Linked DNA regions of Homo sapiens: all the other regions are linked to region 1. Evidence: chromatin loops called from intact Hi-C (ENCODE). Cell type or tissue: endothelial cell of umbilical vein. All regions are shown on one strand. Each heading gives the region's core, and the rest is flanking DNA. Links, peaks and the distances in the headings are about the cores only. Region 1 has its middle 40 kb from the start of LINC02957. Region 2 holds the start of LOC124902208 (a long non-coding RNA gene). Region 3 overlaps ROR2 (receptor tyrosine kinase like orphan receptor 2). Region 4 has its middle 82 kb from the start of LINC02957. Region 5 holds the start of AUH (AU RNA binding methylglutaconyl-CoA hydratase). Region 6 overlaps LINC02937 (long intergenic non-protein coding RNA 2937). Region 7 overlaps AUH (AU RNA binding methylglutaconyl-CoA hydratase).

The links. Peaks named below come from ENCODE experiments on the same cell type or tissue, not always from the same donor. Only the 100,000 strongest peaks of a DNase experiment are listed, where the experiment ranks them.
Region 2: a loop joins it to region 1, with 11 times the contacts of the local background. A loop is called at or near these places in 24 of 110 quality-filtered maps.
Region 3: a loop joins it to region 1, with 9 times the contacts of the local background. A loop is called at or near these places in 12 of 110 quality-filtered maps.
Region 4: it touches region 1 in a loop (6-fold over the local background); 28 of 110 quality-filtered maps call a loop at or near these places.
Region 5: it touches region 1 in a loop (6-fold over the local background); 7 of 110 quality-filtered maps call a loop at or near these places.
Region 6: a loop joins it to region 1, with 5 times the contacts of the local background. A loop is called at or near these places in 3 of 110 quality-filtered maps.
Region 7: a loop joins it to region 1, with 4 times the contacts of the local background. A loop is called at or near these places in 3 of 110 quality-filtered maps.

What each region holds. Positions count from the first base shown.
Region 1 is chr9:91,034,787-91,039,135 of GRCh38, forward strand. No RefSeq gene overlaps it. Among named protein-coding and RNA genes, the nearest start is that of LINC02957, 40 kb to the left of the region's middle. RefSeq lists enhancers at 621-880, 991-1,040, 1,051-1,100. In endothelial cell of umbilical vein, for the core only: a CTCF peak has its summit at 2,549 (motif pointing right); DNase peaks (open chromatin) are centred at 2,605 and 3,305; H3K27ac peaks cover 1,054 bases.
Region 2 is chr9:91,191,380-91,195,728 of GRCh38, forward strand. It overlaps LOC124902208 (a long non-coding RNA gene), which reads left to right and starts at 1,643. Exons shown (of 2, transcript XR_007061660.1): 1 at 1,643-1,737; 2 at 1,999-4,349. RefSeq lists enhancers at 452-621, 1,588-1,882, 2,301-2,560, 2,464-3,331, 4,288-4,349. In endothelial cell of umbilical vein, for the core only: a CTCF peak has its summit at 1,854 (motif pointing right); DNase peaks (open chromatin) are centred at 1,742, 2,462 and 2,902; H3K4me3 peaks cover 554 bases; H3K27ac peaks cover 2,193 bases.
Region 3 is chr9:91,725,453-91,729,801 of GRCh38, forward strand. ROR2 (receptor tyrosine kinase like orphan receptor 2) reads right to left here. Exons shown (of 9, transcript NM_004560.4): 8 at 1,089-1,291. Among named protein-coding and RNA genes, the nearest start is that of MIR3910-2, 91 kb to the left of the region's middle. In endothelial cell of umbilical vein, for the core only: a CTCF peak has its summit at 1,996; a DNase peak (open chromatin) is centred at 1,999.
Region 4 is chr9:90,913,107-90,917,455 of GRCh38, forward strand. No RefSeq gene overlaps it. Among named protein-coding and RNA genes, the nearest start is that of LINC02957, 82 kb to the right of the region's middle. RefSeq lists a silencer at 1,904-2,053. In endothelial cell of umbilical vein, for the core only: a CTCF peak has its summit at 1,975 (motif pointing right); a DNase peak (open chromatin) is centred at 1,975.
Region 5 is chr9:91,360,074-91,364,422 of GRCh38, forward strand. It overlaps AUH (AU RNA binding methylglutaconyl-CoA hydratase), which reads right to left and starts at 1,845. Exons shown (of 10, transcript NM_001698.3): 1 at 1,555-1,845. The coding sequence starts at 1,816. RefSeq lists a silencer at 1,576-2,015. In endothelial cell of umbilical vein, for the core only: no CTCF peak of the experiment used is centred there; DNase peaks (open chromatin) are centred at 1,198 and 1,918; H3K4me3 peaks cover 1,393 bases; H3K27ac peaks cover 950 bases.
Region 6 is chr9:91,129,933-91,134,281 of GRCh38, forward strand. The region is part of intron 1 of LINC02937 (long intergenic non-protein coding RNA 2937); the gene reads right to left. All of the region lies in intron 2 of LINC00484 (long intergenic non-protein coding RNA 484), which reads left to right. Among named protein-coding and RNA genes, the nearest start is that of LINC00484, 13 kb to the left of the region's middle. In endothelial cell of umbilical vein, for the core only: no CTCF peak of the experiment used is centred there; a DNase peak (open chromatin) is centred at 1,789; H3K27ac peaks cover 304 bases.
Region 7 is chr9:91,300,376-91,304,724 of GRCh38, forward strand. All of the region lies in intron 4 of AUH (AU RNA binding methylglutaconyl-CoA hydratase), which reads right to left. Among named protein-coding and RNA genes, the nearest start is that of AUH, 59 kb to the right of the region's middle. In endothelial cell of umbilical vein, for the core only: no CTCF peak of the experiment used is centred there; a DNase peak (open chromatin) is centred at 2,646; H3K27ac peaks cover 950 bases.

The sequences.
Region 1 (4,349 bases), core at 159-4,158:
GAAGCAAAATAAGCTACTGAAACATTAAACCAGCCTTCCTCTGATCCTGAATCTGATCCTCCTACCTGCCCAGGTGGTCAAGTGACTCAGGGAGCCTCCCACATTCTCAGTTTCCTCCTCTGCAAAAAGCAGCCTCTGACACTTTCTTTTTTATTATTATAAATTTTTTTTTGAGATGGAGTCTCACTCTGTCACCCAGACTGGAGTGCAGCGGCGTGATCTCAGCTCACTGCAACCTCCGCCTCCCAGGTTCAAGCAACGCTCGTGCCTCAGCCTCTCAAGTAGCTGGGTCTATGGGTGCACACTACCACACCTGGCTAATGTTTGTATTTTTAGTAGAGATGGGGTTTCGCCGTGTTGGCCACACTAGTCTTGAACTCCTGACCTCAGGTTATCTGCCTGCCTGGGGCTCCCAAAGTGCTAGGATTACAGGCATGAGCCACCGCACCCAGCCAGCCGCTGACACTTTCTTGCTGGGTGCTGTGAAAATAACAGCCCAGCACGTGGGAAACCCGGGCCTCTGTGACAGTTAACAGCCCTGTGCTGTCTTCCTGAGGGGCAGAAGCTCAAGGACAGGTGCCTCTCAGGCCCTCAAGCCTCCCATCTCCCAGGGCTGTCTTCTTCTGTCTTCAAATTGGCAACCCAAATATGGCATGCCGCTCACTAAACAAAACTCCTCCGGGCATCCTCCCACAAGGACAGTCATATGTCCCAGACTTTTGCAGAACATCTGGAAGCCACAGGACAGCACCCTGCATGTCCCAGCCACCCTAAGAGTTGGCCAGCAGGCACCTGTCCCTAAAAGCCCTCCGCCGCTGCCTGGCCACAGAAACATTCTGGGCCACCTCTTCAGCTCATGGGCCCCTCTTGCCTTTCTCATGCCTGACACAGGATGTTCCACAAGTGGAAGAAGTTAGCTTCTCGTCTCACAATTTTACTTTTGAAACCATCTTTCCTCAACCAAAATAGCGCCTGGGGTTGTTTTGCAAAACAAAACAGTTTTCGGCCTCTGCTGACTGTAAAAAATAACTTCCTCCTGCCTGCTGTATAATCTACTCCTAAACCCACCCCAACATCACAAACGCACAAGAAAAACCTGAAAGGTTTGGCCATCAAATACACACAAGGGCTCTCTGGCATGTAGAACCGTAGCTGCCCCGAAGCCACTTCCAGCTGGACCCGAGGGAGGCACGGCCATAGTCCAGCAGGTGTGGCCCCCAGGCCTGGAGGACGGAGTCTGTCCCACATGGCCAACAGCAGATGGGCCCAGGTCCCCCTGCCCATCACAAGAGACGAGGCATAAAACCGTAATGCTAATGTATTTGTTTACGGTGAGGTACAGGCTCCAAAATGACAGGTTCTACCTGTTTTCTGTCCTGAGCAAAGACAGGTGTGGACGGGAGAGAAAGAATACATATTCTATTTTTCTTTTTACTCAGAAACTAATTCCTCAGGATAGTCTCCTGATACTGTTGCCCCCACTATCCTCACTATCCCCTGAAACCCCTGTTTCAGAGCAGGGCTGCCTTCTGCCCTCCCCTCCTGGGGGCTGGGCGCGAGTTGTTAGAGCAATGCAGGAGGTGGGCAGTTCAGGGCAGCTTTGGATGCCTCAGGTCCCACAGGAGCAAATAAACCCTGGACTTCTTGATGCCGTCACAGCCTGGCAGCACCTGCTTGTCCAGCAGACCAGCCACCGCTCCCCGATTCACCATGCCTCAGCCACGTGGGCCAACATTCCCTTCCACTGAAGGCACCTGTGAGACTACAGGGACCACCAGCCACAATATCAAGCCCTCCTCCTCCTGCCCCATCACCCCTAGCCACCCAGGCTCAGGAAGATGCCCTTCAGAGCACCATGCTCAGCCGCCCGCTCATGAGAGTGCAGGCCAGCCCCCTCGCCCATCTCACTCACACCATTTCCAGAAATGCCAGCACGGCCTTCTGAATAAGAGTGAGGCAAAATTCAAACCACGTTTAAATTGTTTGAGGATCACATCCACCACCAGTTAGCATGGGTGAAGAGTCCGTGGAGAGGGTACTGCAGGGCTTCCGTGGAAGCAACTGTATTTTTACACAGCCGTAGTGCTCGGCTCACCAGGTTCGGCTCACAGCCCCCGATACCTGGCTGTGTCCAGCAGAGGGGAAGTCTCCTGGGAAGAGGCCTTTGAGAGGTTTATACACATGTGCGATGTGGGCCAGCGGGCGGCCCCGGGAGCCAGCAAAGGTCAGACATTTGTCCTTCCAGACACAGCTCCCGCGAGGTAGAACACGGCACCAAGATGCAGCGTGGACCCCACGACCACCATTGGGGTACCCAGGCGCCCAGAGAACACATGCCACGCGGCAGCGTTTGTACCACGGAGGGCAATGCAAACAGCTGACACCTGGCAGCGCTCCAGAACTGCCGCTGGGGCGTTTTGCTTCTGAAAAAACCACCCTCCTGTATCCTCTGTTCACACAATTCCCTCCGCCCCAGGGCTCCCCTCCCGCTGCAACGGCTGCATCCTGCACACCCCTTTGCACTCCTCTCTCATACCAGGACACTGGGGGGCAGTCATCCGACACACCACACAACTCCGTCCTCTGCTCCAGCTTCCGCTCAGCGGAGAATGGCTCCCTTATCTGATGGTTCCAGGATGCTCTGTGGCAACACTGAGTGTAAAGCAAACAAGGCCATCGGGTGCTGCAGCCTGCACACCAGCGTGGTCCTGGGCCACACACCGGGCAGCCGGAGAGAATCTCTGCAGCTCCCAGGCGGCAGGGTGCACAAATCACAGCCTTTCCTTGACCCCGCGAGCTGAGAGAGCAAAGTCACAGACAGACTGTTTTAAGTGGATTCAGGGAAACACCCCCCACTGCTGTCCCCCCTCCCGCCCCAACGCACACATACATGCACACACAGCTTTGTTTCCTTGTCATTCCTCTCATTCCCTCAATAACCCCTGATAGGCTTCTAGGAATACTTCCTCTCTCAGCAAAGGAAAAGTGTATGGTTCTGTGTTACAAGATGATTGGGCTTTAAGCAAATGAAATTGAAGGCCTACAGCACTGGGGTAAACCTCCTCCAGGCAGCAGCAGGCATTGAAACAGTGCTCATTAGAGCTTAGGATTCTTCCTCCTTCTCACTACAGCATTTTAATTAACTGGAAACAATACCTCAAGGCAGTATTGCAATACCTTTGGACTGAAACATTAATAAACAGAGAAAATTTGCTTACAAAATGGCAAGTTAGAGGAAATGGAGGCCGACTAATAAATAAATGAGCCAAAGTTCAAAGGCTGCAGGATGACTCACACGTGCCGTGCCTGCCTCGCAGCCAGGACTTTCAAAAACAAAGGGGTGGTGGACGGATTCCACAAGAACGGCTGTTAAAGTCCACGAGGCTGACCCAGGCTGGGACTTCCTGGAAACTCCAAGGAGAGGAACTGCCCACAGAGCCAGGGACTCAGGACTGGCACAAGAAATGGCACAGCGCCTGTGCTGCACGTTTGCAAGTGACCTGCTCTTCTGACCGCAGAAGCGCCACTGAAGGTGGTCGGCTCGAGTCACCAGGCAACCTGGTATGATTCTCAGTGCACGGTCCGCCTTCAGAAGGCAAAGCTGGTTGTGTGGAAGAGAAACCAGAGTCCTGCTGAGGCTGGACAGAGTTTCTTCATCAAGATCATGAACTATTTTCAGATTCGTGTCCAAATGAAAGACAGAAAGGATGTGTGAATGTTTTCATGTGCACGTGTATGGTGGATGCATATGTGGTATGTGCAAGTATGTGCATACACATGCATGTGTGGTGTGTGACTGTGTTCATGTGTGCTAGTGCGTATGAGTGTGCATGTGTGGTGTGTGTGCATGGTGTGTGAGTGGGTGTGAGTATGCTTGTGTGCCTGTGAGTGAGTGCATGCGCAGTGTTTGTGTGCATGGTGTGTGAGTGGCTGTGTATGTACGTGTGAGCCTGTGAGTGGTGGGTGTGTGTGCATGGGTGGTGTGTTTGGGGTATGTGCACACACACACATGTCTTTGTGCACATACACTTAGGACAACAGACCCGCACCCAGGGGCTCCTGAGGGTTAGGGTCACAAAAAGTCATCTTTAACTGAAGAAAGTATCATTTGAAGTGGATTTATTTATGAGGGGAATGTCGAAAGCACATAAGGAAAGGATGTGTGTACGTGCACATAAGGATGCACACAGAGACAGACACGCATTGCTGGAGCAAGGCTTGTGAAGCCCTGTCTCTGCCTGGGAAGTTCAGACTGGTTTCATGTTTTGTTGAAAAACAGATGCTGCAAGTCCAATCCTCATGCACAGTGTGAGCAGACGGACCGGTGGAGGAGAGGGGCTGCCTCTGCT
Region 2 (4,349 bases), core at 101-4,100, 160 kb after region 1:
CATTCTTTTGAGACAGCATTCCCATGGAGGTTAAAATACAGTAAATGCTGAATGGAGAAAGTTTCTAATCCCCAGAATCGCAAATCCTATTGGTGGGCAAATTGTTTTAAAAGAGCTGTTTGGAGTTGAGGCGCACCTGCAAAATTAAACACACCAGGGTGAGAAAGGCTTTCTGGGGGCGGATCTGCAGGACTTGATTTTGCTGAGTTTAATGCCACTCATTTCACTTTCTGTTGGCCAGAGCCCGTTTCCCCTGCTTGAAGGCACAGAACCTTGCTGGGAGCCAGGCAAGCTCTCTGGACGGGATGGGCAGCCCCAGGGCCAGCCATCCCAAGTCTAGGGCTTGCTGGGGCCTAGACTTTTGACCTCCAAAGGGTACGGAGTCTGGGGACCACTCTGCACACCATCCTCCATCCAGAGAGAGGGGCCATTTCCATCCTCATTCGGTTTCCCATATTCAGGGGAACTCCTCTCCAAGAAGAAACAAGGGCTCAGTTCCATTTCTGACTTCTCTCTAGGTCAGCACGTGCGGTCACTTCACAGAAAAATGGTGTGGATGTGCCAGACTGGGGACAAAGGCCCTCTGTTGTCCCCATTACCTGTGGTTTCCTGCCACAAAGGCTACACCAAGTACCTTATAAAGAAGGGCTGAGCGCTTCATGGATTTACTCAAAACCCAGCGCTCTGGGCTACTATGACCCCAGCCACCAACAGGTGTTGAGACTCCCCTGAGGCCCCGCCAAAACTGGCTGGGGTTTCCTCTCCACCTCAGTGCCACCCCTGTCTCCAAGCCCATACTCCCAGGCATCTCTCAATCACTACCTCTACAAGACCCCAGGGTCTGGGTAATGGGGGCTGGCAGAGCCTGGACTCATTCCTGCAATGACGTCGGATACCAGCGGCACCCATTCCCTCTCCAAAGCTCATGTCCACAAGGGCAAACGATAGCATCCCCCTCCACCCCGGCAGTAAGCAGCAGCGAGTCTCACCAATTTGAGAGTCTCTAGAACAACAGATGGTAATTTGTTGACACAAAGATTTAAGGGGACTCAATTACAGTCCCACTGAAAAAGCTCTCTCTAAAATAAGAAAGTATACAGATTCCTCAGCTCGCAGAAATTGCTGACAGCTTTGTTTTCAACCCTCCAGGAGTAAAAAGAAGCTGACAACTTATTTTTGCAGGTTATGCTCATTCAAGTCTATTTTTAGATCTTGTTCCTAAATAAGTACACCAGAATAGCATTCAGTTTGAAAATCACCATCTGTTCAGAGCAATGAGCTTGGCCTCGCTGGGCTGGGTATACCTGGCCCATGGCAAGGTGGCAGTCCCCTTGTGGACTGAACCGAGGGGGCAGTTTCAGGTCTCCAAGTGGTGTTTGAAGAATGCACTAAAAACAGTCACAGGCAGTTGGCATTTTAAATGCCCATTAAACAACTATTAATATATTTTATTTATAAGCTGAGAACCACACAAAAAATGCCCTTGGCTTTTTAAAAAGAAGTTCAAATAATCCCTTGTATTTAAATAGATTTCTTATAAAAAGGCGATCCAGCCTAAGTTTGGTAGTTAAGATAAAAATTAACCTATGGAAAAGAAAGCCAGCTCAGAACGCTATAAAAAGGCCCCTTCCCCCCCCCCCTTTCTTCCGGTGTATGGTGGCCCTCCCCTCCCTCTGCAGCCACTTGGTAGTGACTCACGCTTTTCTTTGGAAATGCAGTTGCTGCGTGAAACACAACGTGAGAATGGGAATCTGACATATGAGTAACCCGGCCGAGAGGCACCTCTTGGAAATGACACTGGGCCTTGGCTAGAATTACGCACAGGCCCTGGGAGGGCTGCGGCTCGTAGGCCCGTAGGGGGCAGGGTGAGGGCGGAGGTCCTGGCGCCCCCAGGCCTGACCCGCCCGCACCGCTGGGCTATTTTTAGCGTCCACTAAACTTAGCCGACTCCACCCTCTTGAATAACCCACATCTTAAAATGCTATTTTTCTCCAACAGGTCAAAAGAATTCTGCGAGTTAGAGCGCAGATTAAGTTGCTAGCGACGGGCATTGAAGGTTTTAGAACCGAGAAAATGAGCCGGTGGCGGGGAGCGCGTCCTCAGCGGCCAGGCCCGGCACGGGGCTCGGGCACTCGGGGACACACGGTGGTCGTCGCTGTGTCTCAGCAGGACCCTGTGCGCTGGAGAGCTTGGGGCCGCGAGTCGCGCAGCAAGGAGGCTTCTGGCTTCTCTATTTTTAGCCTCTGAACGTTTTCCAAAATAATTACCAAAAGGAAATACACACGCACACATGGACCTAACACACAAAACGTCCTTCTGCGGGAAGCCAGCACTAGGAAAGAAAAAAAAAAAAATCCGAAGTGAAATTATGACACAGGGTTTTGTAACCCGCGGTGGCGCGCTTCTGAAACCCGAGCCCGGCAGCGGCTTCTTATCTGCACCGCGTTCCAGGAAGCAGCCGGCGTTTCGGCCGCGCAAGGGCAGCCGCCGCACGTAGGCAGCGTCCCCCAGCCCGGGACCCGCAGGAATGCGAGGGGCAAGACAGATCGCCGGAGGAGCAGGGGTCAGAAGTCAGTGTTTAACCACTCACTGGCTTTCGGTGAAGCCAGAATGTTAGCAGCGAGTCGCGGTCGGGGGCCTTGGGGTTGCACACGCTTGCTCCAAGCACCGAGGCTCAGCTGAGCACATGCACAACCCTCTCGATGCAGCGGAAAGTCGTGTGGCTTAGGGCCGCACCCCGAATTTCGCCGCACCCGCCGCTGTGCCATTTACAACCCCCCACCCCGCCACTGCTGTCACGTAGCAATCAAGAGTAAAGGTTATCACAAAGTCTGTTCTTCGAAGGAAAGAGTTGGAATCAAGGACTTCGGACGGGAGGAAGTTGGTAAGTTACCGCTTCCTCCCTCCTGTTTTCCTCTCCTTGTTTAACTTCTCACAAGAACATGTGGCAGCGCTGCAGGTTAACTCATCTTACATAACTTCGGGGCCGTGTCAACTGTTCAGAAGAAAGAAAAACAAGTATTCTCTTCTGTAGAAGTTGTATTTAGAAACAGGCTCTGTTGTTTAGGACAAGTTCACTTGTGTTGCCTGATCACTTGCAGCAGAAAATCTTAGAACTGCTCCTCAAGCAACAAAAAGTAGGGGCTCCCATTTCCATCTTTCTTTCTTTTCTTTTTCTTTCTCTCTCTCTCCTTCCCTCCCTCCCTCCTTCCTCTCTCTCTCTTTCTTTCTTTCTGATGGAGGCTTGCTCTGTCGCCCAGCTGCAGTGCAGTAGCACGATCTCAGCTCACTGCAACCTCCGCCTCCCGGGTTCAAGCGATTCCCCTGCCTTAGCCTCCCGAGTAGCTGGGACTACAGGTGCGCACCACCACGCCCAGCTAATTTTTTGTATGTTAGTAGAGATGGGGTTTCACTATGTTGGCCAGGATGGTCTCGATCTCCTAACTGCGTGATCCGCCTGCCTCGGCCTCCCAAAGTGCTGGGATTACAGGTGTGAGCCACTGTGCCCAGCCGGGCTCCCATTTTTCTGAATATGAACTTCAAAATAGTTTGAGGAGCCCAACATGAGAGTAACTGGACAATTGTCTTCCTCTGAGAAAACAAAATGACAAACAACCAACATGAATCAAATGATGACTTGGTATTTCATTAAACACAACTCTTACAGCACCAGGAAGACAGTAGCCCATTTTGTGCCAAGCGTATTTACTCAGTTGGTGGCAATAGGGGTTTGGAGAATCTTGCATTGTGGTTTGCTGGGGTCCACAAGCCACACATCGGGTGTCTGGCCATCCTGCATGTCCAAAGGTGAACAAAGAAATGCACTAATAACCTAGAGACACAGGGACAAGAACAAGCCCAGTAATACCCATGTAGCCGTCTGCTAGAATTGAAAGCCAGGTATGGTGGGCTTCTACCCCACCCCAATCACGACGTCCTAATGAGGGCTACCAACTACCAATTACCACACCTCCCCCCTGGCCTAGGGCCCTCATCCTCCCCAAACATCTCTGAGCAGAGTGGCAATTAAGAGCACCCTGCTCTGTGGCTGGGAGCCTGGGAGCTGCCAGGGGCCATATCCTCCTACCACAGGGGAAGCTGGATAGCAGAGGAGATGGGGAGATGGGAGAAGAAAGACTGAGTTCCCAGAGTCCTGAGACAGCAGTCCAGTGGCTCCCTGGCTGGGCACAGGGAGTCCCTTTTCCTGACTCGTTCAGTTCAAGCTGGGTCTGTTACTTGCCTCCAGAAGAGTTTTGATACAGGTGTTGGCACCTTCTCAATGCCCTGTCTCCATGGTTGACCCACTTCCCTGACAGTGCCTTGAGCTCCTCCCCTGATCTGGGCTGGTC
Region 3 (4,349 bases), core at 176-4,175, 690 kb after region 1:
AGCTGCCCTGGGGCTGCCCCGGACATACCCTGCCAGGTTCCCTCCAACCCCCATGTGTGCCGACACATCACGTGAGATGTGATGTCTTTTTCTCATGGACCCCACAGAGGCTTTCCCACGACATTTTTGTCTTGGCAATTTTGTCACTTATAAGAGTCCAAGCCAGTTGTTCTACAGAGGTTCCCTCAATGGGCCTGTCCATGGGCCTCTTGACTAGGGTCTCTGTTAAACATGTTCCTGGAAAGAGTACCCCACAGGTGATAGGAGCCCTGAGAACCCTGCATCTCTCTCGGCCTCTATGACACCAGCTCCTCCCGTGTGGCCAGCCCTCATCCTCCCCAGAGGTTCCTGGGCCTCCGTGCAAGCCCCGGGGCTCTGTGCCCTCCTCGCTGGCCAGCCCCTGCCCATAGCAAACTCTCACCGACTCTGGGACTGAAGAGCCAAGTGCATCAGCTCCCTCCTGGCCACCTTGAAGAGCCCCTGCAAAGCTGGCTGAGAATGATGTTACCTACGGCTTGCAATGAGTGTAAATGCCCTTTTACAACACAACCTGGAGAGGCTGCAGCACATGTTCTCATCTGTTGTATTTCAGTGCCCCACCCCCATCTAAGGCTGCTCTGGGATGAGGGGTGGCCTTTTAGTGGTAGCCTGTCCACCTACTCCCATTTAAGAGCTATTCTCCTATCCTTCCCTGTAAACAAAACAAAGCAAAACCAACCCAACCCAAAAGTGTCAAGAAAAATTATGGGGAGCATTGGAGCCCTGTTGTTCTTGTGTGTCTTCTGGGCAGAGCTGAGGCACCTGGACAGTGAGGACACTCGCTGGGGCCCACAGGGGCAGCATGGTCCAGGCAGAAGGAGGCCCATGGACTCTGGGGCAGTGAATTCCCAACACGCCTGCCATTTATTTTCTAAAGCACACATGTCCTGATCTAGTTTACAGAAAAAAAAAATGGCAAAATGAAGCGGAGTTTAAAATAATTATGTGCTATGTATCAAGTAAATTAAGACATTTAATGTTGGGGGAAACAACCCCTGAGGATTAAACCTGGAAGAGCCACCCGGGTAGAAAATGTAAGGCATGGAGACCTGTTTGTGCTGGTTAATGAGGGGCATTTCCATGTCTTGGCTGGGCGAGGCCATCAGCTGTCGCCGCTGCGGTGTGGACGCAGATGCCTTCTGCTTATTCCGGCACATGCAAACCAAGAAGAAAAGGCAAGCGATGACCAGTGGAATTGCGATGCTGGGGACCAAGATGTACAGAATCCCCATCTTGCTGCTGTCTCGGGGACCTGTGAACAATAAGGCTTTCGTGATTTTTCAGAAAACATCCCTTTTCTACTCTAAGTTCTCTACCAACCCACTCTCCACCTCCAGCCAAAATCTTCACGTGCACGTGTGTCATCACCTAAGTTACACAATGGGGTAAAAGGGCACACCACACCTTAAAAAACATGATGCACCAAAAAATGCACACCCGGCTGCATCCTGGGGAAACAAAACCCAAAACTGCCCAACCTGGAAACAAGCGGGAATATGCAGTATAAAAAGTAAATGAATTCTAATGATCTTAATAACGACCACATCCGCTTTCTGTTCCTGATGTTTGAATACCATCGGAGATAGGTGCTCTGCCCAATTTCACTTTTATCAAGGTCTCCCCAGCTACTGACAAGTTCATGAAATTCACTGGAGACCCTTGTCCAAGGTGAGTGAAACTTGGTACTGGGATTAGACACGATCCTTTTCCTCATTCAACATTTTAATGTTTTCTTCACATTTTTATCTAATGATGACAGATTCTTTTAGGGTAATAATTAAACATGCACTAGATTTAAAAGAGCACCAGTAGTCCATGCTCTTGACCCAATACAATATGCAACAGGGGCACAAGAATTCTTGGAAAGCACTGGGTACCAAGATTCAAGGCCACCAGCTACCTTCCCTGCATTTTTTTTTTTTTTAAATCACAGGGAAAAGTAACTCTTTGTCTCCCTCTACAGGATTTACAGAAAGGTACAGGGGGCACACCAGGCAGGCTGAGGTGACCTCAGATTCTGAGCAGGACTCCAGGCAGGGCTGGCTCCTCCCAGGCTGCGTGGCCCCAAGCACCCCACACGTCAAAGCAATTGAATGTAAGACAAAGTGGTGCCGTTTCAGGACGCTGACCCTAAGCCTGGTGGAAGGTGAGTTCTCTAGAGAGCCACTTTCCCACATCCCCAGAAAACCACGGTGTTCTGTTTTCTCCTTAACCTTGCAAATAACTATATCAGACTTAGAGGGCCCCATGGCCAGGGGGCAAAGCGCTTCTCATCTGGAAGCAAACAAGTGATTTCTGGTCAGTGTGAGGCCTAAAAGAGCTAACTCGGTTCTAAAAGTGAACATGCTACTGCCACCTTAGGAAAAAAGCACCTTGTCCCAAAACCCAGCCTTGCCCCACCCCTGCTCCCCCAAATAAGAAGAAATCAAGTAAAACCACAAACAAAACTTTCTTCTGGCCCCACCTAGCAGCTTCCCCTCTGAAAGGGTTCTGAGGCAGGTGTTCCAGAAATCTTCGGGGCACTGGGGATGCCGATTCATTCTTTTTTACTAGGGTTTGGTTCATTTTTCATTATTAAGGTTAGCAGGAGAGTCCAGGCCACTCTCACGCCAAGACCAGAGGTGTGAGCTCACACTGACACCATCACCTGCTTTTATTATCTACTTAACATTACCAACATGACTCATGCTTACTGGGAAAAACTGTAGTATTACAGAAATGTGGCCTTTCAAAAGATAGTATTTCTAACAGTCCTCTTTCCCAAAGGCTATAAATGGTTAAGTTTCGTGTTCTCCTAACTTTATGTATATTTTAGGTTGAACCACATGGAACAACCGATATTCAACTATTCTGACATATAGACACAGTAGTTTTATATGGTTTTCTTAATTCGAATGTTGAATGAACTTTATTTTATTTATTTTTGAGACAGAGTGTTTGTTTATTTATTTATTTTTGAGATGGAGTCTCGCTCTATCTCCTAGGCTGGAGGGCAGTGGTGGGATCTCAGTTCACTGCAACCTCTGCCCCCTGGGTTCAAGTGATTCTCCTGCCTTAGCCTCCCGACTAGCTGGGATTACAGGCGCCCGCCACCATGCCTGGCTAATTTTTATATGTTTAGTAGAGACAGGGTTTTGCACTGTTGGCCAGCCTGGTCTTGAACTCCTGACCTCAGGTGATCCGCCTGCCTTGGCCTCCCAAAGTGCTGGGATTACAGGCGTGAGCCACCACACCCGGCCTAAATGAACTTGATTTTAAATAGAATCGTGTCATCCATATTTTCCTGCTCCTGTTTTTTTGGCAGAATAAAATCTCTTGGACAGCAGCTCATGTTGGAGCAGATAGATATGTGTGTTCTCCCACAGCTGCATGCCACTCCACAGCACAGGCGTCTCCAACTGCCCCATCCAGCCCTACTGATAAACAGTCTGTTTTATGTTTAGCTCTCACAAGTGATTCTGCAATAAATATCCTTCCATTTATGCCCTGTAAGTACAAACCTGCGATACAAGATTCTAAGAATTGACTGGTCCAAAATCATACATTTTTTTCATGCTTTGATTTATTTTTAATTACAAAAGTAATTCCTACTCACTGTAAAAAAAAAAAAAAAAGTCTTGTATTTGAACACTTTTGTAGGTCTGGGGAAATCACTGCTAAAAGTTTGATATCCATCTTTCCAAAACCTCGTAAAAGTCAGGAGCCTGTGTGTGCTCACACACAAACTCCCACTCATTTTCCTTTTGCCAGAAACAAAACAATAAGCAAAAAAGCACCTCTAACACAGTTCTGTCCTACAACCTGCTTTTGTTCCTTACAGGGCACAGGGCCATCCTTCATTGCAGGACAGCTTTAAGGTCTGGAGTGCTCCAGAGTGCCTAGACCGCAATTTGAATGACTGATAATTTCATTCTTAAAATTTGTTCTCCCATAATGAACACATTCTTGAAGATTTGTGTCTGATCTGCTGAGCCAGAGGCAATGCCAAATCTGGAGCTGCTGAATCACACATCAGGAAGGTCATTAGTGCCAGTGTTTATTTCCTGCACTTCGGAGTAGAGACACGCGGGCCTGCACCCCAGGAGGAGATCTCCAGGTGCATGGTGAGCCCAGCCTCGCTTCACCGGCTGCTCTCTCTTTATCCGCGGGTGCCCACTCATTCACCAATTGCTGCTTCCAGCTCCCAGCCCAGCCTTGGTTACCCTGCTGCCTGGACTGGTGAACCGGGCATGACTAAGACAGAGGTGAGAACTGTCGAAGCTGTCAACCATCAGCCACGTGAGCTTCCATATTCATGACATTACAGACAC
Region 4 (4,349 bases), core at 96-4,095, 120 kb before region 1:
CTCTCCTGGGTGACCCCAGCTGCCTGGTCCCTGCCTGCAGGGCGTGGGGAGCATCACCCACGTGTGTAGCCAAGACTTGCTCATCTCTGGCCTGTCGAGATGACCAGGTCACTGCAAGGCAGGTGGGAGAATTCCAGGTGCAAACATTGTACTCGAAGTGTCCTATCCCTCTGCCATTGTTTACCTCTGCCTAGTGGTGTTGGGGCTGAGAAACACTGGCCTGTGAGGATGTCTGAATTCAGAGACTCTGATTCAGCCAATCTCAGCCATGGCTAATTAGCATCAATAAATGTGTCTTATTGTGGGTCTTTCCTGACGACTTTCAAACCAGCCAGTCTGGCAGGACACCATGCCACTTCCCTCCAGAGCAGACCAAGCCCCTGTTTTCTCCCCCAGCCCCAACTTCAAGCCTGCATGGGCCCCAGGGTGCCCATCGTCAGCCAGAGAATCAGGATCTTCCGAGTCACCTGACTTTCATCTCTTAGCAGCTGTATAACATCCTAGATGTCCCCTCATAACCACTCTCCTCGGTGGCTGGGACAGGTGCCCAGAAGTCACCTGGATGGGGGTGGGGGATCTCTCTTAGAAGCCAGATTCCTCCCCCTCCATGCTCGGGAACTGCCCCACCCCATGCAGACTCCATGGGCTTTTCAGGGACAGGACCCATGAAGCTGCCCACATGGAGGCATGGAGCTGTGCTGGGACCCGGGGAGGCCAGGAGGGCAATGCTGGGCTCTGAGACTGCCCTGCTGTCTGCTGAAAAACCTGGTGGTCCCTGTGAAAACAACACCCGACGCCCAACGTGAGACCGTTCCTGGGGAATGGGCAGGTGAAAGGCACAGGTGGGTGTTTCCCAAAGTCCCTGCTCAAAAAACAGTGACAGAATGAGGGTCATATCTGCCCAGGGCCATGTCCCAACCAGCTTCCGCTCCCTGGGGGTCAGACCTGTCTGTGTAGGTTTGTCCAGACAGACTGGTAGAAAGATCAGGCCAGGTCCAGCTGGCATGTTCTGGCTCTGTCCTCTAACCCTGCAAGGCCAGGGTACCCCAAGGTGGGCAGCTATAATCCCAGAGCTGCCCCCACCACACAAGCCCCATGGACGGAGCTGCATCGCTAAGTCCCACTCCACCCATGTTGCCTGGTGCCGTGGGGAGGAGCAAAGGAGATGCTGTCCCTGAAGTCTGACCAGAGCCTGAAGCTGAGGGAAGCCCGGCGTGGCACCACGTCTCCCGCTCCAGTGCCGTCCCTCTGGCCACCAGCCCAGGTCACAGGCATCCAGCAACAACTGCAGCATGGACTCTGGGTCTGTTGGATGTGGGCATGGCTGCTGGCTCACTGCTAAGTCAGGGAAGCACCACGTGGCCCACGCTGTGGGCCCCTCCAAAGCCACTGTGTTCCAGCCCAGTGCCCAGCCCCAAGTACCGTGTTATAATGAGCGGCGACTGACGTGACCCAAGGCAGCCTCCCATCCAGAGCTCCTGGGCCCAGGATGTGAATCTCAATCCCTGATGAGTGCTTATTCCTGAAGCCCCAAGGTAAGACAAGGGACCCTGAGCTCTGGGGTTTCACCGTGTAGACCCCCCAGGGCTGGGGTTTACATAAAGAATGGCCATCCTCAGGGTAGTTCCTCAAGTAAGCAGTAGTGGCAAATACTGCCCACTGCTGCTGCACTCTCTCTCACTTCGGGGGGTTAATTTCCTTGGTTTGGGAATTAAATTGGCTTGCCAATTTTAAAAGGCAAACATTACCAGAAGGACAGAGGGAAGGAAAAAGAAGGGAAAGGACAAGAAGTGGGGGTTGGCCATGGAGCCATGTCCCTGACATGGGGTGGGAAGGCCTGGCCAGAGTGCTGCTCTCCAGGGCAGGAAGGAGGCAGCTTGCAGGGTGCCTCTCCGCACGGGGACGGCCCACTTGGGGCAGACAACTGAGAGTTGGACTGCACAGCAGCTCAGGGCTACTTCTCAAGTGCCCACTAGATGGCAGCCAACACCTGGGCATGAGCTGGTCCCAGCCATCCACCTGGCAGGAAAGGGACAGGCTACCTACCTCCTAGGTTATGCCTATTTTTATGAAAGTGGAAGAGACACCAACTGCATGCACAATTGGAATCGCGTTTCAACAGGTACAGAAATAATGTATTAAGTGATTTATATTCAAAATAAGTGACTGGCAAATGACTGCTCTATTCAGAGAACCCATATCTAATCTTTGAGATCACAGTGTTGTCCAGCAGAGGGGATTGGAATGAGTTTCTCTAACTCCACTTGCTAAAGGTCAGCTTGGTGTGGACTTGTTCTGTTAGTTTGACATTGAAATGCAGTCATTTTGGAGTCTTTGGTCTCCGAAGGTGGGATGTAGCGTGCTTTAGCTAGAAGGGAGCCTTCGCCCAGGCCTGCTAGCCTCCAGCCTGGAGTCCTTGGGCTGTTGGGAACTGAAGGACTCGTCACACTTTTCCCGGAGGCATTCCGGATGACAGGAGTGCTCAGGTTCCCCACCTGGAGCTTGCTAGTCCAGGCTTTGATTAAGGGAGATGTGAAAACAAAGTAATGAATTTATGTACTGCTGAATCAATATGGTGTGGAGGGACCCTACCTTACAGAATGTAGGGTCCAAAGAGGTGACAAAAGAATCTCAGATCTAATCCAGCCTCTGCTTTCCAGGTGAGGACAGTTAATTTTCAAAAATCTGCAATGGACTGAGAGCAGGGATCCCGTCACCACCTGCTCTGAGCTCCACTGTAGTCCCGGCCTAGCCTTCTAGCACCTTCCCAGGGGGGGCGCCATCGGCAGTCTTGAGTAGATCCCACTTCAGGGCTGGCTCACAGCTTTTCTTGATTTCCAGACGTGAAGCAAAGCCAAAGGTGAGCCACTTTCTTGACACATCCAAAAGAAATTTTGAGGAATGTCAAAAGGAGTGACTGGCGGTCCTTCCTGGGTGGTAAGAAGCTATGTATTTCTTTTTTTTCTTTTTCTTTTTTTTTTTTTTTTGAGACTGGGTCTCACTCTGTTGCCCAGGCTAGAGTGCAGTAGTGCGATCTAAGCTCACTGCAACCTCCGCCTCCTGGGTTCAAGCAATTCTCCTGCTCAGTCTCCTGAATAGCTAGGATTACAGGTGCATGCCATCACATCCAACTAATTTTTTATATTTTTGGTAGAGACGGGGTTTCATCACATTGGCCAGGCTGGTCTTGAAATCCTGACCTCGTGATCCGCCCCCGCTCGGCCTCCCAAAGTGCTGGGATTACAGAGAAGCTATGTATTCCTACGCATGTATTCTCACTGCCTTTCAGCTAACTGACAAGGCGGCCTATGGACAGCACCAAACAGAGGTAAGGGACTTACCTGGGCACATTACTGTGAAGCCAAACATGTTGCTCAATATGTCAAATAACCAGCTCCCCATAGTTCTTCTGGGAAGTTCCCATCCATGCCCAGGGAGATGACTCTGGGACATAAACTATACACTCTGAATCAGCCTCCAATCGATGGTGTTGTTTGTCCCATAGCCACGACTCACTGGTCCGGGAATCAGGCAGTGGAAATGGGAGATACACCACTCACCATCACCCCTAGTGAGCCACTGGCAACATTTTTGCTTCCTGTTCCCACAACTTTATGCCCTGCTAGCCTAAATGTCTTAGCTCCAGAGGGAAGAATGCTTCCACCAGGAGATGCAACAATGATTCCATAATTTCTACAACTTCCACAACTTCCAACTGGAAATGAAGACTGTCATCCAGCCATTGTGGGCTCTTCGTGTCTCTGAGTCAACAGGCCAAGAAGAGAATGATATTGCTGGCTGGGGTGATTGATCTTGACTATCAAAGGGAAATTGGATTGCTGCTCCACAATGGAAGTAAGGAAGAGTATGTCTAGAACATAGGAAATTCCTTAGGGCGTCTCTTAGTATTACTATGCCTTGTGATTAAGCTCAATGGAAAATTCAGGAATGAAGGTTTGGGTCACTGCACCAGGTAAAAACTCATAACCACCTGAGGGGCTTGCTGAAGGCAAAGGGAATACAGAATGCGTCGGTGGAATAAAGTGGTTATAGATACTTACTGTGGCCATGTGACCAGTTACAGAAACCAGGACTGTAACTGTTATGAGTACTTTCTCCCTGTTTTGTTAAGAATACATTTGTGTGTATGCAAAGTAAGCAAATATCTTTTTTTCTTTCCTCTCTTATTCCCTTATCCTGTAACACACAATACATTGACTTTATATGAATACTTAAGTATTGTCAATCTTACATTATAGTATTTAAATTATGAGATATCAAGGAGAAGAGTAAACATCACCGAAGGCCCTTGCCTTCTCTTGTGGGGAAGGGATTAGTGAGTTTTGGGT
Region 5 (4,349 bases), core at 156-4,155, 330 kb after region 1:
TGATATTCTCTCTTCTGTCCATTCAGATCCTAACTTAAAGTCTGTCCAGACATTCTGCACAAATATTCCTTTAATTGCATTCAAGTCATAACGACCAAAAAAATAGAATATGGTGCATATTAGTAGCTGTACTTGCAATCCCTTTATATCTAACATATTGTTGGTACACTTAACGGAAGTGAAGTCCCGGCATGACTAAGCTTACCCAAAAGATGATGGCATTCAGGCTCTAATCACTCCAGTGCTAGTCTATGCTTCCAGCTGAATTTCTTACTATTCTGCTTATGCCACACTTGCCTTATGTTACGTCCCAAATACACCACACATGTTCACATCTCCATGCCTTTGACCATGTTCTTGTCTCTGTCTGGAATAATAAGTAAGGAATAAAGTCATTCATCACACTCCTGAAGCACTGCTACGTGCTAGTGGCAATTTACATTAACAATCTCATCTCATCTTCATAACAAACCTATAAAGTTGGTATTGTTTTTCCTGTTTTACACGTGAGATAAGTCTGCCCAAGAACCCTCACAAATGGCAAAATCCACTGCCTATTAAAGAATGCCTTGGAACCCCTTTCAAATGGCGAAACCCTGCAGGTATTACAGCCCTTTCCTCTTACCATGCCTTGAAAGTTCACACAGCCTACTAATAACCAGGATCTGCTTCACTACACTAAAACCAATCACGACTTACACGCTTTTCACTTCTGCTTAACAGATTATAGGTGCTCAACAAATGCATGTCAAAATTAAAACACTGGTCCTCTGGCTTAACCCGGAGGTTAAGGGTGGAAACTGCTATTCCACCCTTCACGACCCTTTTAGCTTTTCCCTGCACTGCCAGTGAAAGGAACTGAGCTGTAACAGTATTCCCTAGGATTGTCAGCCTCCTTCAAAGCCTTCAAAGCTCTGTATTGTATTGCTAATGATGTCTCCTCCCGTAGAAGGTAGCTCAAGGGCAAGATCCATACCATCCACATTCTTATCGCCAGAGCTGAGGAAAATAAAAAGTGCTCAAAATTGTTTAAATGAAGTGGAACAGTCCCTCAAGACTAACTTTCTAAGAGAAAATGAACAAGAGGAAAAATTGTTCCAGCTGAGCAGCTTCAAATTTAAGATTCTCCGTAATAATAAAAGGCAGTTTCACCGCAGCTTTTACAACTCCACCACTAATAGCTGAGTTTACAGAAAGCCATTACACAGCAACAATAAAGCCTGGTAGCAAGGATTAAATCCCCAGGGTATATATTGACCTTGGCTTGTCTGGAGCGGAGGGCGTAAGCTGCACTTCTGTTTGCCGCGCTGAATGCGGTCACTTTACAGGTAAGCTGCTCGGGGGTACACGTTTAGGTTATTAAAAGCAAGAAATAGGTGCACAAGGAAGCGGCCACGCTGGGTGAGTAGGGAGGTGAGAAAGGGGAGGGACCCAGGTTCGGTGCGCCTGCCTGACCTCGACCCCGCGTCCTGCCGGCGGACGCTGCACCTTATGCCCGTCCTGAGAGCGAGCGGCCGCCCGCTGCCCCGCGCCTGCCCAGCGTTCGCACCTCACCTCGGTTCTCCTCCTCCAGGTGCCGCACCCGCAGCTCGTCCTCCGTCTTCATCTCAGAGCTGTAGCCCCTTTTCGGGGCGGGACCCCCGGCCGCAGGTACCCAGCCCTGGGCCCAGATCGCCGGGCCCGCTCGCCGGCCTGCCAACGAGCCGGGCAGCCTCAACCCCGGGCAGAGCCACGCACTGCAAGCGGCCACCAGGCGGGCGCCGCCAGCATGCAGGGATCCCAAGGCCCCAGGTGCCGCCGCCACCGCGGCCGCCATGTTGTCTGTTTACGGCGTGGACCTGCGACGGCCGCTCCGCCCCCGCCCGGCGCCGACCTGCCGCGCGCACGCGCACGGCGTCCGGACCCGCCGCCTCGCTCCGGCTTGGCCCCGCCCTCCGGAGCCGTGTTCCCGCCCCTCACTGCCCCGCCGAAGCCCGGTGACCCGAGGCCTTGCCCCATTCTCCAAGCGAGATTGGATGGTTTGTCCAATACAAAAGGAAAGAAAGTAGTTTTCCAAGGTTATGGAATAATTCAGGGAAGACTTTTCTATAAGAACCACCCGGAGGGAATTATCTCCCCGTACTCCCTGGACCATGCCCTGCGGTCCTGTGTTAAGTAAGCTGCAAAAGTGAACAAAAAAGTTTTGTCTCCTCAAGTTGGCTGAAAGTGTGGCAGCCCATCGTTGGTCACTGCCTTACTTATGGATCTCAGGTTGTTGGTTTAGCGTCCCTGATAAGCATAAATGATGTTTACTACGTGGCGTTCAGGAAAAGGATGAGAACAGCAAACAGGCAAAGGAGTTCTTTCTCCAGCCCACCCACTCGTACCGATGTCCCATGGCCCTTCCTGGACGGAAAGAGTCTTACAGGGGTTCAAACAAGCCATACGCTGAGATGGGATTTAGAGTATGTAGCTCTTCCAGAAACTCGGGATATCAATTTAGTGTGTAGGTACTCATCAAAGCACGTTGCAGTATAATTAATGCTACCTAGCTTTTATCAGATCTCTAATGGGAAAGCTTGCATTTAAGAATACTGGGCAGGGGGCGGTGGCTCACGCCTGTAATCCAAGCACTTTGGGAGGCCGAGGCAGGTGGATCACCTGAGGTCAGGAGTTTGAGACCAGCCGGGCCAACGTGGTGAAACCCTGTCTCTACTAAAAATACAAAATTAGCCAGGTGTGGCGGCACACGCCTGTAATCCCAGCTACTCGGGAGGCTGAGACAGGAGAATTGCTTGAACCCGGGAGGCGGAGGTTGCCCTGAGCTGAGACTGCACCATTGCACTCCAGTCCAGGCAACAAGAGTGAAACTCTGTCTCAAAAAAAAAAAAAAAAAAAAAAAAGAATACTGTTTGAAAAGTGTGCTGCTATGAGCATACGTCTAGTGCCACAGAAATTTCTTGTATTTTTTAGTCCTAAGCAAAACATCCTTCATTATGTCCTCAACTTTTATCCAATGTAGAAACAAAAAGTAGACTGAATTCCATTACTGCATCTGCTGTAAAATGATGTTGAAGGCACTTTTATTTTTATTTTTATTTTTTATTTTTTGACAGGTTCTGGCTCTGTCGGCCAGGCTGGAGTGCAGTGGTGTGATCGCCTCTCGCTGCAACCTCTGCATCTCAGGCTCAAATGATCCTCCCACCTCAGCCTCCTGAGTAGCTGGGATCACAGGCACACACCACCACACCTGGGTAATTTTTGTATTTTTAGTAGAGATGGGTGTTTCTATGTTGGCCAGGCTGGTCTTGAACACCTGACATCAAGTGATCCACCCAACTTGACCTCCCAGAATGCTGGGATTACAGGTGTGAGCCACCATGCACAGCCCACTTTTTATTCTATCTTTTGTAAAGTTCCATGCAGGAAAATTTTCCTGAAGTTTACTACAAGGAAAACTTTGCTTCCTTTGTATCTTTCCTCTTTTCTGATAATGATGTACATGTTGACTGCTGGGTGTTGTGATTTTTATTGTTATGGTTTCTTTCTAATTTGGTCTTGTGGTCACCAGAGGGAGGGTAAATCTGGAGGTGACAGGGAGTTCAGCCAGTGGAAGGGGGTCAAGGAAGGGGCACTTGTGGAGCTAAAGCCTCTGTTGGGGTCCAGCGTGTTACCCAAGCAGTTTCCCATGGAAGTTCTAATTGGTGAGTTTAGAACAAGCAGGCACAAGTTCCATGGAGTCACCCTGTCACTGTGAGGTGGTCACTGGAGCCCATCTACACAGTCCATGTGGGTTATGGAGGTCAACAGGTGAGTCAAGCAGGCTGCATTTACCTGTCCCATAGGGAGATGGTCACCAGGAAGCAGTTGCATTAAGCAGATATCTGGATGGATCACATTGAAGAACTGGGAGGAAGCAGAGAACTGGAAACTGTATCAAAGGTGATTGAGCCCTGCTTCTCATATGAGAAAGTTAAACATATTCAAAATGGATACCAAGGCAAAATAAAATTATGAGAATTACTGTACTAGAGATGGCAGCGGCTGCTCCAGACGGCCTACTGCTGCAGCAGGGAGGCATGGCCAGGGCTGCACGCTCTCTGGCGGGAGCCAGGGACAAGCGGGAGACCCACCCCTTCTGAGTTGGGGTGGGAACTCCCTGGTTGCCTCTGCAGCACAGCTGCAGACTGGGGCCTCCTGCTCCACAGAGCAGGCAGAAGCACCACCCAAGGTGTGGCTGCAGATCTGAGCCTCCCTGTGCTCTTAGGGGGCCAGGAGCAGGCAGGAGCCCTGCCCTCCCCGAGGGCAGCTGTAGCCACCCAAACCACGGCTGCAGCCCCAGGCATCCCTGCACTCTTGGGGGCCCAGGA
Region 6 (4,349 bases), core at 249-4,248, 95 kb after region 1:
TGTAGGCAATAATTCCCATCCGGTCTCACAACACCCCATGCAGTAGATCATACTATGCTTGCCATCTTACAGAGGAGGAGGTTAAGGCACCAGAGGAGAGGCACTCACCAGCCTGACCCCAGAATTTACCCTGTGAACTAGGCCCCAGGACCATAGCACAGCACGGGGCTATGAGCAGGATCAAGCTCGCTCTTCACTTTTTCTATGTTCCTGGTTGTTTTCTGCTCAGGAAGTGCCTTCTAAACCAATTTGTTCCTTTCAGGGCTTTCCTAAGCCCTTCAGCATCGAGTCCAGTTACACATTTATTTTCCTGTAACCTCAGATCTCTTAGGTTAATGGGATATAATCATATATGTCAAAATACCCCCTATTATGATAGAGTTTTTCACAATTTTAAAGCTATTCTTTTGATTTTGAAAGCAAGTTCTGTATTTTCATCACAATGAGATGTGTCCCTATAAAACCTTGCATAAATGCCATTTACATATTCTCTCTCTTATACACACACTCATACACACACAGAGAGACAATTGAAGATAGTCCATAAGTCCCTTACTTAAACTGGTCATAAGATGTCTTTGTCACATAGAATAAAATAAATATCTTGAGTCCATACGAGTAGAATAAATAACAGAATAAAATGGGTAAGTAAATGGGGGAGGAGAGAGAGGTCATATGGAAGAATTCTACTAACAAATGCAGAAAGAATAAGGAAAATACAAAATCATCATTTGGTGAACACCACAGTAATGGTGGTTGCAGGCAAAGTCTGCCAAATGTTTGTGGATAAAAGGGATATTTGCCTAGTGCCAAAGTATCTCCCCACAAAATGTCTATTAATCAGAGTGAAAAATATAGATGTCTATTCATACAAAGGGAAAAATTAATAGAAAAGGAAAACTAGTTCTTATTTATGTTTACTTTATAATTTCTTATTGTATTTCTTATGTCTTACATTTTTTATTGATATTTACTACTTGTGCACTAAGCAATGAAGCAGACACTACCTTAACCCAATGATCAAGGCTAACAAAACCAACAATGACACATATTACATCACGTGCCCCTGCTGCACTGCACTGACAAAGGCACTTCTGAGGTCTTCTTGCCTAAAACTCATACTCTCCATCAAATCATAAGAAAACATCAGACAAACCCAAATTGAAAGACGTTCTTCAAAATAACTGACCAGTGCCCTTCAAAAGTGTCAAGATCAAGAGAAACAAGGAAAGACTGAGAAGCTATCCCAGATTGGAGTATATTAAGGAGCAAGAGCTCAGTGCACTGTGGGATCTGGATTGGATCCTGGGACAGCTAAATGATGTTACAGGAACATGGGAAAACCTAAATGAAGTCTGTAGTTAATAGCATTACACCAGTGTTGGCCCCTGATTTTTTATAGATGAAGGTTATATAGTCACTCTGATTTTTTTTTTTTTGCAACCTTTCTGTAAGTCTAAAAGTATATCAAAATTAAAAGTTACTACAGAAAAAGACATCTGGGTCAGGCAAGCTCAGGTATGCTCCCTTGTCACCAGGATAGAGCCTGAATCTTCCTTCTCCCCATTCCCCCGGTCAACCCCCAGGCTCCTGTCCAGTGCCAGCCAGAGTTGGGGAGCTTTAAACCACTTCAGTACCGCTCTTGGAAGGACACAGACTTTTTATTTATTTGGAGGGCTTTGCAGAGAAGCTGTTACTGGATTTTATGAAATGACGAAAGTAGTACGTGCTCATTGTAATAAGTCAAAGAAAGAACATGTATAAAGGAAACAGCAATAAATGACTCATCCTGCCACAGTTCATCCCCACCCCATTGACAGCATTGGCATGCAGCCTCCTGCACGCTCACCGTGCACATACGGACCACAGAGGCCTGTGGTTCTCTCTCCTACACGCACAGAGAAATGGACTCAGATCACAAATATTATCATATTCTGAAACTTGCTTTTTCATTTAACAATTCATCATGGGTATTTCTTGGATACAGAGATATAGAATTCTACCTAACGTTTAGAGAGCTGCATTCTATTCCGATATTCTATAGTATGATTGTATTCTGGTTTAGTCGACCAATCTTTTTTTGATGAATATTTGTATCATTTCCACTTTTTGCCATTATAAGCAATAAATATATCTTTATCTATTGGCATTTTTGTTCCTGAAGAACAGTCTCTAAAAGGAAGGATTGTTATGATGAAACATTCTTATTTTAATAAATACTCTTGTATTACTTTCCATAACTATTTTAACAATCGCATTCCCACTAGCAATGCATGGAGAGCCTTTTTCTTCCCTCAAACTCTCACAAGCCTTCATTCATTCGGCAAGGATTTTTTGCAGGGCCGACTGTGTCTCACTCAATTAAAATGTTGCTTTAACATATATTAAATTCCCAGCCGGGTAAGGTAACTCATGCTTGTAATCCCAGCACTTTGGGAAGCTGAGGCAGGTGGATCACTTGAGGCCAGGAGTTCAAGACCAGCCTGGCCAACATGGCGAAACCCCATCTCTACTGAAAATACAAAAATTAGGCAGGCGTGGTGGTGTGCACCTGTAATTCCAGCTACTCAGGAAGCTGAGGCACGAGAATCACTTGAACCCAAGAGGCGGAGGTTGCAGTGTGCCAGGATTATACCACTGCACTCCAGCTTAGGTGATAGAGCAAAACTGTGTAGAAGGAAGGGAAGGGAAAGGAAGGGGAAGGGAGGGGAGGGGAGGGGGGGAGGGGAGGGAAAGGGAGAAGGAAGGAAAGGGAGCGAAGGGAGAAGGAAGGGAAAGAAAGAGAAAGAAAAAGAAAGAAAAAGAAAGAAAAAGGAAGGAAGGAAGGATGCAAGGAAGGAACGAAGAAAGGAAGGAAGGAAAGAAAGGAAGAAAGAAAAGAAAAAGGAAAGAAAGAAAAAAGGAAGAAAGAGAAAGAAAAGAAAATATATTAAAATCCCATATATATTTGGACCTATTTCTGGTCTATGGGCCTCTTTCATTTTTTTCCTACCCATTCTACTCTGATTACAGTAGCTTTAGAGTATAATAAGTTTTACTATTAAGTAGAGCAGGCTGCCCAATACCATGTTTCTTTTCTAAAGTTTTCTTGGCAATTCTTACTCATTTATTTTTCTTTAGGAAATTTAAAATAATTTCCGCTCAACTCAAATACATTTTATTGGCATTATATTTCATATTGCATCACATGTGTAAAATAAAGATATACAATTTATTAATGTTTTCAGTATGTTAAATATCTTCAAAATGTATAAGCACAAACTTCAGTTTTGTATAATATATATATATTTTTTCAACTATTCACATTTTTAAGATTTAAATATTCCCCTCCAGAAGTATGGAATTGCTCTCTATTTACTCAAGAATTGATCTACATCCTACACAGAGATTTATACCTTTCTCTGAGTATGTCTTGAACTTTTTGGTAAAATTTATTTTCTAGGGATTTTAGGTTTGGGGAGATGTTTTAATCTCACTCCCATGAGAAAACTAGCTGCTACTAAAAAAGAGAAGATACTGTTGATTTTGTTTCCAGCTACCTCTTAAAATATTCTAATTCTATTATTTATTTTGGCAAAAGCCCTGAGGTTTTCTAAATATGTAATCACATCATCTGCAAATAGAAAATCAAATTTTCTGTTATTTCTGATGTTTAGTTCACTACACATAAGGCTCCATAAAGGCGAAAATTTTTGTTTGGTTTTTCAATATTGTATCCTAAGCTTGGCACATAGTGATATGGATTGGCTGTGTCCCCACCCAAATCTCATCTTGCATTGTAGCTCCCATAATTCCCATATAATGTGGGAGGGACCTGGTGGGAGATGATTGAATCATGGGGGCAGTTTTCCCTCATACTGTTCTCCTGGTAGTGAATAAGTCTCACAAGATCTGATGGTCTTATAAGGGGTTTCCTTTTTTCACTTGGCTCTCATTCCCTCTTGCCTGCCACCAGGTAAGGCGTGTCTTTTGCCTTCCGCCATGATTCTGAGGCCTCCCCAGCCACGTGGAACTGAGAGTCCATTAAACCTCTTTTTCTTTATAAATTACTCAGTCTCTGTTATGTCGTTATCAGCAGCATGAAGACAGACTAATACACATAGTAAACTTTCAGTAAGTATCTATAATAATAAGTATTATTCATAAAGGAGGAAGGAAGGAAGGAAGAGGGGGAAGGAGGATTTTGTTGCCAAATGTAATACTTGCTATTGGTTGTTTTTTTTTTTTTTTTTGGGACGGAGTCTCGCTCTGTCACCCAGGCTGGAGTGCAGTGGCGCAATCTCGGCTCACTGCAAGCTCCGCCTCCCAGGTTCACGCCATTCTCCTGCCTCAGCCTCTCCGAGTAGCTG
Region 7 (4,349 bases), core at 239-4,238, 270 kb after region 1:
CTAGGCTGTATTTCAGTTAGTAGCACCTCCATTCATCAAGTTACTCAAGACACTCAGAAGTCATCCCAGATGTCCTCCTTGCCAATGCCCTTTTCTACCACCCAAGTTCTGGGTCCCATCATTTCTCACCAGCAGGAAGTACCTAATTAATCTCCTTCACCTGCAATCTGCCACCCTTCTATGCATCTTCTACCTTTCCTGTAGGGTAATCTTTCTAAAATGTAAACACAGTCATGCTATTCCCCTATTTAAAACTGTTCAATGATTTATTCTACCTTCAGGATAGAAATGGTGTAAACATTTAGCATGGCACAGGAAGGCACCTGGAACTAAGTTCTGCACACCTGCCTAATCTCTTCCAAAACCTCAGATATTCTGTTCCAGCCCCAAACTACTTAAAACAGCTCCAAAAGTCTCCATTCAAGACTCAATATCTGTATACAAGGTGCAGCTCTGCCTAGAATGCCTAGCTAGCCCCTACTTGTCTGTCGAGGCTCAAATGTCCCTTCCTCTATGCTTACATGGCACTCTGTGCATAACCTTTTCTATCAGAACATTCATTACCATACAGCCCATATGAAACAAAAATTAACATCACATCAATGCTACTCAATAACGTTCTTACTAATCTGGGACAAACCTCACGGTTTTTCACTGCCTCTTCCTCCTTTATTATATTAATCCTGGTATTTTGCCTACTTTTCTTTTTTTTATTAACTTCTTTTGTTTAATAAAGAAATAAACATATGCAGTCCTATGGAGCTAAAGAAAAGAAAAATTGCCAAGAGTTCTAAGATGGAGAGAGCAGAAGCAGAGAAAGAGTGGGTGCTCCCTCCCTGCTACGTAAGTGCTGAAGTCACTCAGCAAGTAGCTGCTGGAGGCCGTGATATTATGAAATACATATTTGGTCTTCATCCCTGTTTCCAGACACACAGCTCTTAAAACCCTTGGAATCTCTGGAGTGATAAATGCATCTTTCTTATTTCTCCAATAAGTTTATACTTTTTGGAATTAATAAAAACTATTTTTAAGTCTAATAGGAATTTGAGCCAGGTACAGTGACTCATGCCTGTAATCCCAGCATTCTGGGAGGCCAAGGACGAACGATTGCCTGTGCCCAGGAATTCAAGACCAGCCTGGGAAACATGGTGAGACCTCGTCTTGATTTTTTAAGAAAGAATTTGAGAAATTATGTTTCTAAAGAGGATGAAAATTGTGTGCCCTTGAGAAGCTTAACAATTCCAGGGCTTGTTTCCTTTTGTGCAGGCCCACACCAGGGTCACTGCAAAAAGAGCCAGCCTAGGTGCCAAGAGACATACCAGAGGTGAGGACCAGGGCCTGCAGATGGAAGACAGGAGCTCCAAGAGCAAGTCTCAGGCACCATATGCCTTACAATTTGTAAGAAATACGTAACACAAAATGATGAGAAATTTGGGTTCCACATACAAAAAGAACAAGAAAAATGGGATACTAATTCTCATATTATTAAATAGGTTAAGCACTGGAACTTTAAATTATTAATTAACATAAATTAGCCTTGTAGAAAGCTGTCTATAAAATGTTTCTAACTAAAGAATTAAGTAAAACAGCTTAATTCGTATTCAATGGGTAATTAAATATTAGTCATTTTACAATATTATAAATTCTAAGGCTATACATCATCCTAATTATTCCCTAAAAGATGTCTGTCGTAGTAAATTTTATCCAGGAAAGTATGCATCATCTCAAAGCACATGCCAGTCTGATATATGTGGTTTCTTTACATCTAGTATTTCTTCTACTTGGGAGCACTTAATAATCAAAGAGGGGGCCGGGTGCAGTGTGGCTCATGCCTGTAATCCCAGCACTTTGGGAGTCCAAGGCAGGTGGATCATTTAAGGTCAGGAGTTGGCGACCAGCCTGGCCAACATGGTGAAACCCCATCTCTACTAAAAATACAAAAATTGGCTCACGCCTGTAATCCCAGCACTTTGGGAGGCTGAGGCAGACAGATCACCTGAGGCCAGGAGTTTGAGACCAGCCTGACCAACATAGAGAAACCCCATCTCTACTAAAAATACAAAATTAGCTGGGCGTGGTGGTACATGACTGTAATCCCAGCTACTCAAGAGGCTGAGGCAGGAGAATCGCTTGAACCCAGGAAGTGGAAGTTGCAGTGAGCTGAGATCGCGCCATTGCACTCCAGCCTGGGCAACAAGAGTGAAACTCCATCTCAAAAAAACAAACGAACAAACAAACAAAAAAATTAGCCAGACATGGTGGTGCGTGCCTGTAATCCCAGCTACTGGGAAGGTGAGGCAGGGGAATTGCTTGAACCCTGGAGGCAGAGGTTGCAGTGAGCTGAGATCGTGCCACTGCATTCCAGCCTGGGCAACAAAGTGAGACTCTGTCTCAAAAAAAAGGAAAAAAAATGTTAATAATCATAGCAGGAACTCAATAAAATACACCTTTAGAAAGGTAGATTATGAATTTCAAAGATCTAAAGGAATAGCAAAATGACAGTTGTATATAAGCACAAATAAATGAAACAGGAACTGCGAATCCAACGAGCAATGGCTATTCCCAACAGCAAGAGGAAGAAATTATGACTCAGTATGTTATGCAACCAATAGGATCAGATACTATTTTCAGTTTCGTACCAGGAAATGAGCCAGGTATGACAAAGAAGATAATAATCCTTTGAAATGCTCCTAAAAATATAATTAAAGCAAACAATTAAACAGTTTGCTATTTTAAGAGGGAAAAAAGCAACTGTAAGGCAGGCCCCTGGTTCACTTCAGTAGTCTGTAGGACCTGCAGCCTACGATAATTAGACTCAAGGGACTATGAAAGTGGGGAAAATTAAAGTATCTACTTTCGATTCTCAGATAAATACAACACATAATGTAGGTTATTTGATGCTTCTAGAAAAATATGAACAATTTGATTATTAAAGGAAAATGTTAGTGTCAGACGCATGATTTTTTTTTTTGAAACGGAGTCTCTTGCTCTGTCGCCCAGGCTAGAGTGCAGTGGCGCAATCTCGGCTCACTGCAAGCTCCTCCTCCCGGGTTCACACCATTCTCCTGCCTCAGTCTCCCGAGTAGCTGGGACTACTGGTGCCCGCCACTACGCCCAGCTAATTTTTTGTGTTTTTAGTAGAGACAGGGTTTCACCGTGTTAGCCAGGATGGTCTCAATCTGACCTCGTGATCCACCCGCCTCGGCCTCCCAAAGTGCTGGGATTACAGGCGTAAGCCACTGCGCCCAGCCCCACAGGATTTTTAAATTTGGTTTTGCTTGAAGAATAGTGTTCCTACAGAAAGCAGTGAAATCAAGCATTTCAAGGGAAAGGCCCTATGTAGCATTATGCTGGAAGTCTGAATACTAAAATCTTTCAAGAAGAATAGAAATAAAATCTAAGTTAACTGAAAATTACAATAAATACCTAATTATCTTTCATTTTGGCTAAAACTTTACCTTCATCCTAATGTATATTCTCCCATTCCCATCACTGAGGTTTAAAAAAAATCACAATAACAAAACAAGCCCTGAGTGAGGCCTGCAGGCTGGCTGGGCTGTTGCTCCCTGGAGGCCCACACCAGGGTCATTGCTGCAAACATAATACCACAGGTGAGAGATGGGAGTTCAAAGTGAGAAGTCTCAGGCACCACAGACCTTAAAAGGAACACATATCCAAAAGCCAAAAGTAACAGTATTTAAATATGACACTTCGATTCTAGCACTAGGTTAAAATCTAAATGAAATGGAAAAATTCTACAAGTTGTTGTGAAGAAAAACTAACAGATGAAGAGCAGCAACATTCCTTACAGAAAGGGTCATTATACCAAGAACAAATTGCTGGAAGCTAGCATTCCCTCTCACATGCTTTTTTATACAAGCCTGTCATAGTAATTTCAGGCTGTATGGATTCACACAGAAAAGAGGACTAAATTTACTTTTTTACTAGGAAAAAAAGAGAAAAACTGCCTAGAAACAGCATAAAATAAGTAATCAATCCTCGATTTAGCTAAAACCAAAGGCATGTGGGCAACATGGAATAGGGTCCAACTCCTCCCTAATACTGCGAGTGATGCAGAGTAAGACCATGAGTGGCAACAGCATGAGGACAGCCTCACTGCAGTGCTGCAGATTTTATACTCAATGATGAAGGCAGAAAGTACCTTCCTTAACTCTTAACAGCACCTTGTACCTAAAGCTTATAGGAAATATATAACACAAAATGACAAGAAATTTGGGTTCCACATACAAAAAGAACAAGAAAAATGGGATACTAATATTCTCAAATCATTAAATAGGTTAAGCACTGGTACTTTAAATTATTAATTAACAAATTAGCATTGTAGAAAG